2 separate regions of the Homo sapiens genome follow, and region 1 is linked to region 2. Evidence: chromatin loops called from intact Hi-C (ENCODE). Cell type or tissue: endothelial cell of umbilical vein. All regions are shown on one strand. Each heading gives the region's core, and the rest is flanking DNA. Links, peaks and the distances in the headings are about the cores only. Region 1 overlaps CCDC146 (coiled-coil domain containing 146). Region 2 overlaps CCDC146 (coiled-coil domain containing 146).

What was found. Hi-C counts contacts between places; a loop is a spot of excess contacts. Peaks named below come from ENCODE experiments on the same cell type or tissue, not always from the same donor. Only the 100,000 strongest peaks of a DNase experiment are listed, where the experiment ranks them.
Region 1: a loop joins it to region 2, with 9 times the contacts of the local background. A loop is called at or near these places in 1 of 110 quality-filtered maps.

What each region holds. Positions count from the first base shown.
Region 1 is chr7:77,174,349-77,179,736 of GRCh38, forward strand. All of the region lies in intron 2 of CCDC146 (coiled-coil domain containing 146), which reads left to right. Among named protein-coding and RNA genes, the nearest start is that of FGL2, 23 kb to the right of the region's middle. In endothelial cell of umbilical vein, for the core only: no CTCF peak of the experiment used is centred there; no DNase peak of the experiment used is centred there; H3K27ac peaks cover 566 bases.
Region 2 is chr7:77,223,710-77,229,097 of GRCh38, forward strand. The region is part of intron 2 of CCDC146 (coiled-coil domain containing 146); the gene reads left to right. All of the region lies in intron 1 of CCDC146-AS1 (CCDC146 antisense RNA 1), which reads right to left. Among named protein-coding and RNA genes, the nearest start is that of CCDC146-AS1, 22 kb to the right of the region's middle. In endothelial cell of umbilical vein, for the core only: no CTCF peak of the experiment used is centred there; a DNase peak (open chromatin) is centred at 2,882.

The sequences.
Region 1 (5,388 bases), core at 293-5,292, 49 kb before region 2:
CAACTTTTATTGAAGTGGCAGTGAACTGCAGCAGCAGAGGTTCTGATCCTTGTGGAGCAGGGCTACCCCATAGGCAGTGTACACGGAATAGGAGCTCAGAGGCAGTTCTGCACTCAAATTTATATCCACTTTTAATTAGATGCAAATTAAGGACTGGTTTATGCAGAAATTTCTAGAATGAGGTTGGTAACTTGCAGGTTGTCGGGTTGATGCCATGGAAAGGGGCAGTAACTTCCTGATGTTACCATGGCAACAGTAAACTAACATGGCACACTGGTGTCTAATGGGGGAGGTGCTTCTGCCTCAGACCTCTTTTAGCTAGTCCTCAATTTGGTGTGATGTCCAAGCCCCACCTCCGAAGTCGAGTTCTGCCTCCTACCTCACTACTGTGTAAATATACCATAATTTGTTGATCCATTCTATTTTGTTTATAAAAATGGATTATTTCCTGTTTTGAAGATAATGAATAAAGTTCTGTGATCATTATGCATGCCTTGTACTTAAGAATGAACTTATCTTGGGTATATACACAGGAGTGGGGTTAATCTGTCATAGTCTAGGTTTATATTCAGCTTTAGTAAAGACCTTCAATCAGTTTTCCAAAGACGTTGAACCAGCATACACTCCAATGGGTATTATGTTAGATGCTGTCACATGTCCAGGGTTAATACAAGTGATAGCTTTCACGGTATTCCCTAGTTAGGATTTCTACTTCTATCTGTATGTGCTTATGTAAAGCAGCACTGATTTATAAATGTGGCCTCACTTGTCAAGGGCCAGTGTGTCAGATGCTGAACTTTTCCAAGACTTGGAGGCTGTAAAATCATTTTTGTCTTAATGCTGTGAGCCAAAATCAAAACATTAAATTATTTCGCCTAAGCGAAATAATTGGCTCTTTGCTTTTTACCAAGAGCCAGGCATCTCCTCCCTTCTCTTTATTTCCTGAAAATAATTATTGTTCCAATCATTGTTAAGTAAGTCTTTGACCTGACTTAGCCAAGGGGTGGAAAAAAGGAGGCATAGGAGCATTGCATTTGGGAGGCATAAAAGGGAGAACAAACATTGTAGGGAAACACCGAGGAAGTAAAACTACGAATCAAAATAGAATATGAAACTAAAAGTAGAGTGTGGATGTGTACCAATCATCATGGGCAATGATGAAGATGGATTAAGTTTGTTAATATATGACCTTTTCACGAAAACAAGTTATATATAAAACTATGAGTGGTTGTACTTCTTACAAAATATGTAATAGCAGCATTTGTGTCCAAGTTTCAGTTGCATGTCAGATTTGATGAGTATTAAGATGTCAAGAACCTTGTGAACAATAATTTTGGACATTAAGTCTTAATCTATTTAAAAGATAAAAGATACAGCATTTACTATGTGCCAGGCACTGTGCTAGATGTTTATAATTATTATTGCTAAAGCTACTGAAATTCATGCCTTCAACTCCTCCTTGGTTTTGAGCACCTCCTGTGCTGGATTATGCTAGATACCATGAGAATTTATGGACATAAAGCATAAAAAGGTTCCTATTCTTTAGAAGCATTATTTGTGAACAAGAAGATTGAAATATTAAATGTCAACAAAAGGCATATGAGGATACAAGCAGTGTTATCAGAAGGGAAAGGGAGGCTTGACTGCTGTGGGATGAGATGGTCTAGAAAGGCTTTTAAGGCAGTAAGACATGAAAGGGTATATTGCATCCATATACACAGGGTCCACTATGAATCTGGTTTCTTCGTCCATACCCATGTATGCACATACTTGGAATATCTTCATGTAGATGACCCCAAAGTACCTCAAACTAAACATACTCACAACTAAATCCATTATCCTTCTCCGGAACCCAACTCTGCTCCTGGGTTCTGTCAGTTGGTTCTCTCTTGTTAATATCTCTTGAATTTGTGTTTTCCATTCCTACCATCTCACCAGTTAGAATGCCATTTCAGTGATGAAGATGTGAAGAGAGACTGCACAGTGGCATTGGCAATGAGGAAAAAAGGAGTGAATACATTTAGGAGAGATGTTAAGGAAGTATAAAATTCTATAGACTTAGTGTCTGAGTGGATGGAGTGGGTGAGGAAAAGATTCTAAATTGATGCTTGGCATTCTGATTTAGGAAATCAGCCAAATTATGGCACCATACATGAGAGTTCAGAAGAAGCAACAGGTCTGAAGGGAATGTCCGGTATGTGGATCTGAGCCTATGGGGGAAGTCTCTGGCTAGAGGTGTAGTAGACACGGTAGGTTGTTGATATAGTATTCAGAATGCTTTCTGAAAGAATTGCAACTTGATACCTATGTATATTTAACAACACAGTCTACCACTGTGGATTTAAAGAAAGATGCTGCCATTATTTACCTAATTTCATACTTGTAAAGTTATCTTTTTTTATGAGGATATTCACATATTCAAAAGATGCTTTATTTTCTATATATTTTGTTCTCTTAAGGCTGGTACCAGATAAATAAATGTTGGTTTTTTAAATAAATTTTTTTGATATAAGGTCTGTCTCTGTTGCCCAGACTGAAGTGCAGTGACACAATCTCAGCTCACTGCAACTTCTACCTTCTGGGCTCAAGCAATCCTCCCACCTCAGCCCCTGGAGTAGCTGGGACCACCGACACATAACACCAGGCCTGGCTGATTTTTGTATTTTATGTAGAGATAGAGTTTCACCATGTTGTCCAGGCTGGTCTCAAACTCCTGGGCTCAAGTGATCTACCCACCTCGGCCTCTCAAAATGCTGGGATTACAGGTGTAAACCCCTGCACCTGGCCTAAAATTAAAGTTTTAATTACTGAAAGTATCGGTGATTTGCTGACGCTACTAAAGCTTCATTTATTTTGTAGGTTGGACCTTCTATAGAGTTACTAATGAGCTTCTTGAGATAATCCCTAATGACATTTCAATTTTTTTCGAGGAATTAAATATTTTCTATTTTTTTATACCTTAAGTAACTGGTTATAAAGGGGAAAAGATAAGAACCCCACCCTCAAGGAGCTTACGAAGTAGTTTCAAGTATGTAAACTTACTTTTCAGAACGATTCTGTAATAGGAGTTTTGAGATATTGCTATTTCCATCTTAAAGATTCTGGAAGATTGAGACTCGCCCTGGGTTACACATCGGGGTGGAATTTGGAACCCAATCTTCCGTTTCCTGCTTCAGCGCGCATTTCACTTGACATTGTTCACTTGACATTCACACATTTAAACACTGCTATTTTAGGTTTTACAATTTGACTTTTAAAGTAGACTGTGTATTAAAACAAAGATAAATATGTACACTCTGTTTAAATATTTCTAGTATGTTTCCCCATCCTCTCCTTAGTTATCACCCCTCACTAACAGCTGTACTTATAGGCTGTGCTTTAAAAAATGACTAAGTTTCTTTTATAAACCTTCCTGCAAATCTTGCTATTATTGGCATGTTTTCGCTTTTCCTTCAGACATCCAGGCACCCTTGCAAGAATAATTTTTCAAGATTTTCCTTGGCTGTCAAGAATCTTTAAAGAGACGGATAGTTTATTGAACAGTACAGATAGGTTCTATTGTTCCCATATTTTTGTTATTATTGTTTTTACTCTGACAGTGGGGTGGAAATTTAAAAACTTTTCCAGTATGGAAGAAGACCTTGTAATGCACTTAAATATTTGAGATATCAACATACCTAAATCCATTTACAAAGATTGAATATTGACACTAAGATTATAAGAATACAGGCCAAATTCCACTTTGCAAAGTAGATTAATACCCCTCAATTCAGTTAAATTGTACACTGCAGAAGAGGTCAGGGTAAGAGGAAAGAAGGCACTGTGTTAGGATGTCCTCCTCTTGGCACCTTTAAAATGACAAACATGGAGATTGATTTTGGCCAGGAATCTGGGGTATTGTCAGAACAACTCTATTTGAACAAGCTATGCTTAGTGGTAAGAGGGAGTCAGAAGGATGTTGAAAAGGGGACAGAGAAGAAGAAAGATAAAGAAAAATTGGTCCTTTACCTCCTCACATACAATCTGTGAGATTATCTTCCTTTGTTCATTCTGAAAACTCTTTCCTGAGCATCTACAATATGCCAAACCCAAGGCTAGGAATGGGAGGAAAACGCAGCAGTGGCCCTACCCTCAGTGGCCCATCTGTCCCTCTGTTTGTGTGGTTTATTTGCCTCTCTTCTCCTTTATCCTTTTCTAGTTCTTTACTGACATAATGAGATCCTAGTTTGTATGTGTATGTGCATGTGTGTTTAATTACGTAGTTAATACAGTTTTAATCACCTCTTTATTTTTCATTGATTGTTTACTACTGTTGTAGCAACTTGATTAAATATTAAAAATAATGATCTAAACTTTGATACTGGCTTTCTAAATAGTCGCTGAACGGATGTTGCTCTTCAAAATAAGTACTAGGAGAAAGAATAGTATTTTCTCCTTTGAGAGAAGGTTGGCTTTGGAAAGCTCGTGGCTCTTAGGTGAATGTGCATCTTGTAAAACAGTGTCTTTAGTAATGCAATCACTATTTTAATACATTGGGGACTAAACATGGAAGCTTAAGGATTAAAATAAAATACCTTTTTCAACAAAAAATGTATTAATATATAGGTAGAGAGAGGGTACTGTTGTCTGTTGGGTAGATTCCTTGGCAAATAAACAGAAGGGAGCAGGATTGGGAATTTGTCCATCTAGTAACCAGACTTACAGGTAAATCAGTTAAATGAGTTAGCAGGAGTCAACCCAGAAAAGTTAGCTAAGACAAGACAATTACTAAAGTTTTCATTAGGCAAGCAAGATTAGGTTCTCAATGGTCAAGCAGTGAGATGCAAGCCAGACTGGGAAGTTAAGGAACAGAGTATCAGGGAATCATAATAAAATTGTAATAAAATTTATTCAGCCATGGGGCTAGTTTTATTTATATAAAGCTATTTTAATATATAAAATATATACATAGTACAAAATCCAGAAGGTGCAGAATAGTAAACAATGAAAAGTCAGCCTTCTACCCCATTATACAATCTAAACTCCCCCTCCCAAGAGACAACCATAATTAACAATCTTTTATATAGCCTTGTAGAACATCTATGCACAAAGAAGTAAGTCTTAGTATAATATACACACTGTTTTTTTCACATATTTATACAATTTTTATTTTTTCATTGTATAGTATTTCAAGGCATGAATGGAACATGCTTTTTAAAACTAGTTCCTTATTATGAGACATTTAGGTCATTTCCAATCATCTGCTCTTGCAGATAATGATAGAGTGACTAACTTTATACATGCATCATTTAATACTGGAGTAGTCATCTTAAAAGGTCAAATTCCTAATAGTGGGATTGCTGGGTCAGTGGATTTGCTCGTTCAAAAAAAACCTTTGTGATAAAATTA
Region 2 (5,388 bases), core at 292-5,291:
TAAGATAAGCTTAGATCAACAACAGTTAATGGAAATTATTAAACACTTATAGGATGTCAAATTATGTGTGAGGACTCAAAGATGAATAGAGCAGGGTTCCTGTCATCAAGGAATGCACAGTCTAATGGGGGGGTAAATGTTTAAACATGTTGACCACAGTGTACAACGTGTGAAATAATAGAGGCATCTGAAAATACAGCAGCAGTAGGGAGAACTAATTGATTCTACCTGGAGGTGTCACTTGAAGGAGCCACAGGTGGTGGCCACTGAGATGCTTTAAAGGAAGAATAGGAGTAATAGGAGTGTTCCAAGTAGATAAGAAGAGAGAAAAGAAATTGCAGATAGGTAGAAATAACATGTAAAAACATGGTATGGTTTAGGAACTGTATTAGTTTTCTGTTGCTGCCATAACAAATTACCACAAACTTAGTGGCTTAAACACAAATTTATCATCTAATAATTCTGTAGGTCAGAAGTCCAACCTGAGCCTCAGTTGGCTAAAATCAAGGTGTAATCATGGCTACATTCCTTTCTGGAGGCTCCAGGGGAGCATTTAGTTGCTTGCCTTTTCCAGCTTCTGGAAGCCACCTACGTTCCTTGACTCATGACCGCCTTCCTCCATAGTCAGCAACAGTAGGTCAAGTCCTTCTCATATTTCAGATCTTTCCTCCTTCTCCTTTCATTTCATGTCTCAAATCTAGCCAGGAACAATTCTCTGCTTTGAAGTACTCACATGATTGGATTGGGCTCACCTGGTTAATCCACAATAATCTCCCCATCTCAAGGGGCCATTCTTAATCACATTTGCAAAGTCTCTTTTGTCATGTGAAGAAAGCCATCCACAGGTTCCAGGGATTAGGACATGCACATCCTGGGGGATGCGGGAGATTATTCTACCTACCACAGGAATTGTAGTTGCTATTACAGAACCAAAAGCATCATGGGAGATAGAGGGAGGAGACAGGTTTGGAGAAGGCGGCAGCTACCAGATAATGAAGACCCTTGTACACCATGTTGAGGAGCCTAGACTTAATTCTGAAGGTGATGAGGTCCTTTGAAGGGTCTAAAGCAAGGTGAGAATTGTGTTTCGATGGAGCATTCTGCTGGCAGCATGCAGGACAGACTCAAGGAAGACAAGTAAGGAAGTCCTCAGTCAGTTTACTAATTTATAGTGTACTGGCAGTCTGGTTACTACAGGTTGCTGAGTGATGAAAGGGGAGGGAATGAAGGGACAGAGCAGAGACTACTCTTTTGAGAAGAATTGAAATGAAAAGTCAAGGAGAGAAAGAAGGTAATTAAATGGGAGCACTATGCCCAAGATGGATTTTGTCTTGTTTGTTTTTGAAATGAGAGAGATGAGCAAATTTATAGGTTGAAGATAATGATAATGATTATAATAAAATAGCTAACACTGATTAAGACTTTATTTGTACACTAAGATATTATACTACATATGTACATTGATTCATTTTTTCTCTCTTACAACTGAAGAGACTGAGGCAAGGACTAGTTAAATATCACTTCAAGTTACATAGTTTTAAAAAATAGCAAAGCTGGCCAGGCATGGTGGCTCACACCTGTAATCCCATCACTTTTGGGGAGACCAAAGCAGAAGGATTGCCTGAGACCAGAAGTTCGAGACCAGCCTGGGCAACGTAGTGAGATTCCATCTCTACAAAACATTTTAAGAAAACCTAGCGGGGCATGGTGATGCACACCTGTAGTCCTAACTACTTGGGAGGCTGAGGCAGGAGTATCGCTTGAGCCACAGGAGTTCGAGGCTGCAGTGAGTTATGATTACACCACTGTACCCCAGCCTGGGCAACAGAGCAAGACTTTGCCTTAAAAAAAAAAACAAAAACTAGCAGAGCTATAATTCAAAACAAAATCCACTTGACTTGTGATATACTTGACTACTAGACTATGCTAGCCAGTAAAAAAGAAGAAGTAGGGCCGTGCGTGGTGGCTCACACCTGTAATCCCAACACTTTGGGAGGCCGAGGTGGGTGGATCACCTGATGTCAGAAGTTCAAGACCAGCCTGGTCAGCATGGTGAAACCCCGTCTCTACTAAATATACAAAAATTAGCTTGGCATGGTGGCGGGCACCTGTAATCCCAGCTACTCAGGAGGCTGAGGCAGGAGAATCGCTTGAACCCTGGAGGCGGAGGTTGCAGTGAGCTGAGATTGCGCCATTGCACTCCAGCCTAGGCAACAAGAGCGAAACTTCATCTCAAAAAAAAAAAGGAAGGAGTAGAGATTAAAAGGAGAGAAGCTATTACTGATGACTCAATGCCTAGGAAAAGGTAGGAGAGCATATATTTGAAAGCACAGGTGGAGGAGGAAAGGAATATGTGGCCTAATATTTTCTGTGAATGAGTTAGGTGTGTGAGAAAGCTAAAGCTTGAGATAACCTATGGGAAAAGTCAAAGGAAGCAGTTTTGAGAGCTCAATGCATTTGGAAACTACTTGAAATGGCCGTATTGTTTATTTCCAGCAGTGAGAGGGGAGCAGGCGAAAGGGAGATGAGAGTGGTAACCACTTATGCTTTCACATTTATATTACCTTCCAAAGCATGCCAGCCATTCCCCAGAATGAAGCCAACCCACTAGGTAATGTCAAAGAAGTCACAAGAACAGGGTAGGCAAATAGCTGTGACCACCTTGGACAAATCCAGGTTCCCTGCACACACCCACGCAAACACCTAATTCTTTCCTCATGCTGACCCCCTTCCAGATAAACTCACTTGGTGAAAGCTCTTACTGAGCTATTACTTCCTTGAAATGTCCTAGAATTTCCATTTTTGAAATTTTTTCCATATTGTTACATGTCATCCATGAATCATGAACTCTTTTTAAACTTTATCTCTAGAGTAAATGTTTCCTTCCAGTCACATAATTGCCAGCAGGGCAATTCAATAACACAGAATCTATTGTGAAATCATATTTATGAACTTATGACATTATATCTAACCTTTCATTGTGTATGCTCTTTGACAATTTAAGATTGAACTTTGTGCTATATTTCTTAGATTCTGCATTTTTGAAACATGACAAACTTGAGTTCTGCACCCACTTGTATCATGCAATGTGAAAATGCAACCATTTTCCATGTATGATATTGTTTATGAGTGAAGCATTTTTATCTGCTAGAACTTAGTGTGAAGTTTCTAACCAGGGATCGACCTGCTTAAAGAGACAGTTTATAATTTCACAGAAAAGTCACTTTTTGATGAATGTTGACGTCTAGATTATGATTTTTTATGTTTAAGGCAGCTAAAATCTATTCTCCACAGTTTAGTTTTTTTAAGAGAGATTTGTTTTTTTAGAGGAGACTGAAATAACAAAGTTTATCAACTAACATTCTGAACATCTATGACTTTACCTTTTCCAATTTATGTAGAAACTGCAAGAACATATTCAGGTGTTTTACCCTGTCAGCTTTCTTTGCAGGTTTGTAAGGCACCAAAGGCCAGCAGAATGATAGAGACAGAAAACAGGAAAGGAAACCTCTGTAGTTTTCCTGCTTTTCTGTGGCCATAAAACTAGCCAACATGTATCCTTGGCCCACCTACAATTAGGCTTCAAACCATTGCTGTTTTTTTGTTTGTTTTCTGAGACGGAGTCTTGCTCTGTCGCCTAGGCTGGAGTGCAGTGGTGCAATCTCGGCTCACTGCAAGCTCCACTTCCTGGGTTCATGCCATTCTCCTGCCTCAGCCTCCCGAGTAGCTGGGACTACAGGTGCCTGCCACCACGCCCGGCTAATTTTTTGTATTTTTAATAGAGACGGGGTTTCACCGTGTTAGCCAGCATGGTCTCGATCTCCTGACCTCGTGATCCGCCTGCCTCAGCCTCCCAAAGTGCTGGCATTACAGGCGTGAGCCACGGCGCCTGGCCACCATTGCTGTTAAAGATGGGACTCAACTTAGGGGAAATACAGTTGAGCATTCAGTAAGTCAGAGCTAGAATCTGCCTATATCTGCCACTAGGACCTGATCACAGTACTCTCTAAATTCTAATTCTCTCTAAATTCTGCTCTAATTCCCTCTTGTTTACAGTGATAGTCTGCAAGCACATTTTTAATAGCCTTTTGTTATTAAAAGTAATACATATTGGAAAAATTAGAAAACACAGGCAAGCAAAAATAAAAACATAAAAGCAGCACATTCTTACTACCCAGAGCACATCATTTTAACATCTTAGTTCTTATCCTTCTGGATCTCTATATATTCACATACTCATATGTAAAATAAGATCATCTTCTACGGACAGTTCTTGCTTTCTGGCTTAACAAGATGTCTCAGCTTCACTTTGTGTCTTCCCTGTACCAGACCTGAAATCAACCATTTCTAACACTTGCTGCTTCCTTTTAGTGGGAAATAAGATTAAAGACCAAAATGTATTAGGAGTGCTCATTGTTGTTAATGTGGCATTATTTCTAGACCATTATATATTTTTTAACCTTTAAGTTTAGTGATACAAGTGCAGGTTTGTTACGTAGGTAAACTTGTATCATGGAGGTTTGTTGTACAGATTATTTCATCACCCAGGTATTAAGCCTAGTACCTATTAGTAGTTTTTCCTGATCCTCTCCCTTCTCCTCCCTTCCACCCTCTGACAGGCCCCAGTGTGTGTTGTTTCCCTCTATGTGTCCATGTGTTTTCATCATTTAGCTCCCACTTATAAGTGAGAACATGTGGTATTTGGTTCTCTGCCCCTGTGTTAGTTTGCTAAGGATAATGGCCTCCAGCTCCATCCATGACCCTGCAAAGGACATGATCTCATTCTTTTTTATGGCTGCATAGTGTTCCATGGTGTATGTGTACCCCATTTTCTTCATCCAGTCTATCACTGATGGACATTTAGGTTGATTCCATGTCTTTGCTATTGTGAATAGTGCTGCAATGAACATACACATGGATGTGTCTTTATAATAGAATAATTTATATTCCTTTGGGTATATACCCATTAATGGGATTGCTGGATCAAATGGTATTTCTGTCTTTAGATCTTTGAGGAATCACCACTGTCTTCTACAATGGCTGAAATACTTACACTCCCACCAACAGTGTATAAGCATTCCTTTTTCTCCACAACCTCAGCAACATCTGTTATTTTTTGACTTTTTAAAAATTGTTATCTTTAGTTCTGGGGTACATATGCAGGATGTGCAGGTTTATTACATAGGTAAATGTGTGCCATGGTGGTTTGCTGCACCTGTCAATCAGCCCATCACCTAGGTATTAAGCCCAGCATGCATTAGCTATTTTTCCTAATGCTCTCCCTCCCCCAACTAACAGTAGCCATTCTGACTGGTGTGAGATGGTGTCTCATTGTGGTTTTGATTTGCATTTCTCTAATGGTCAGTGATGTTGAGCTTTTTTCCATAA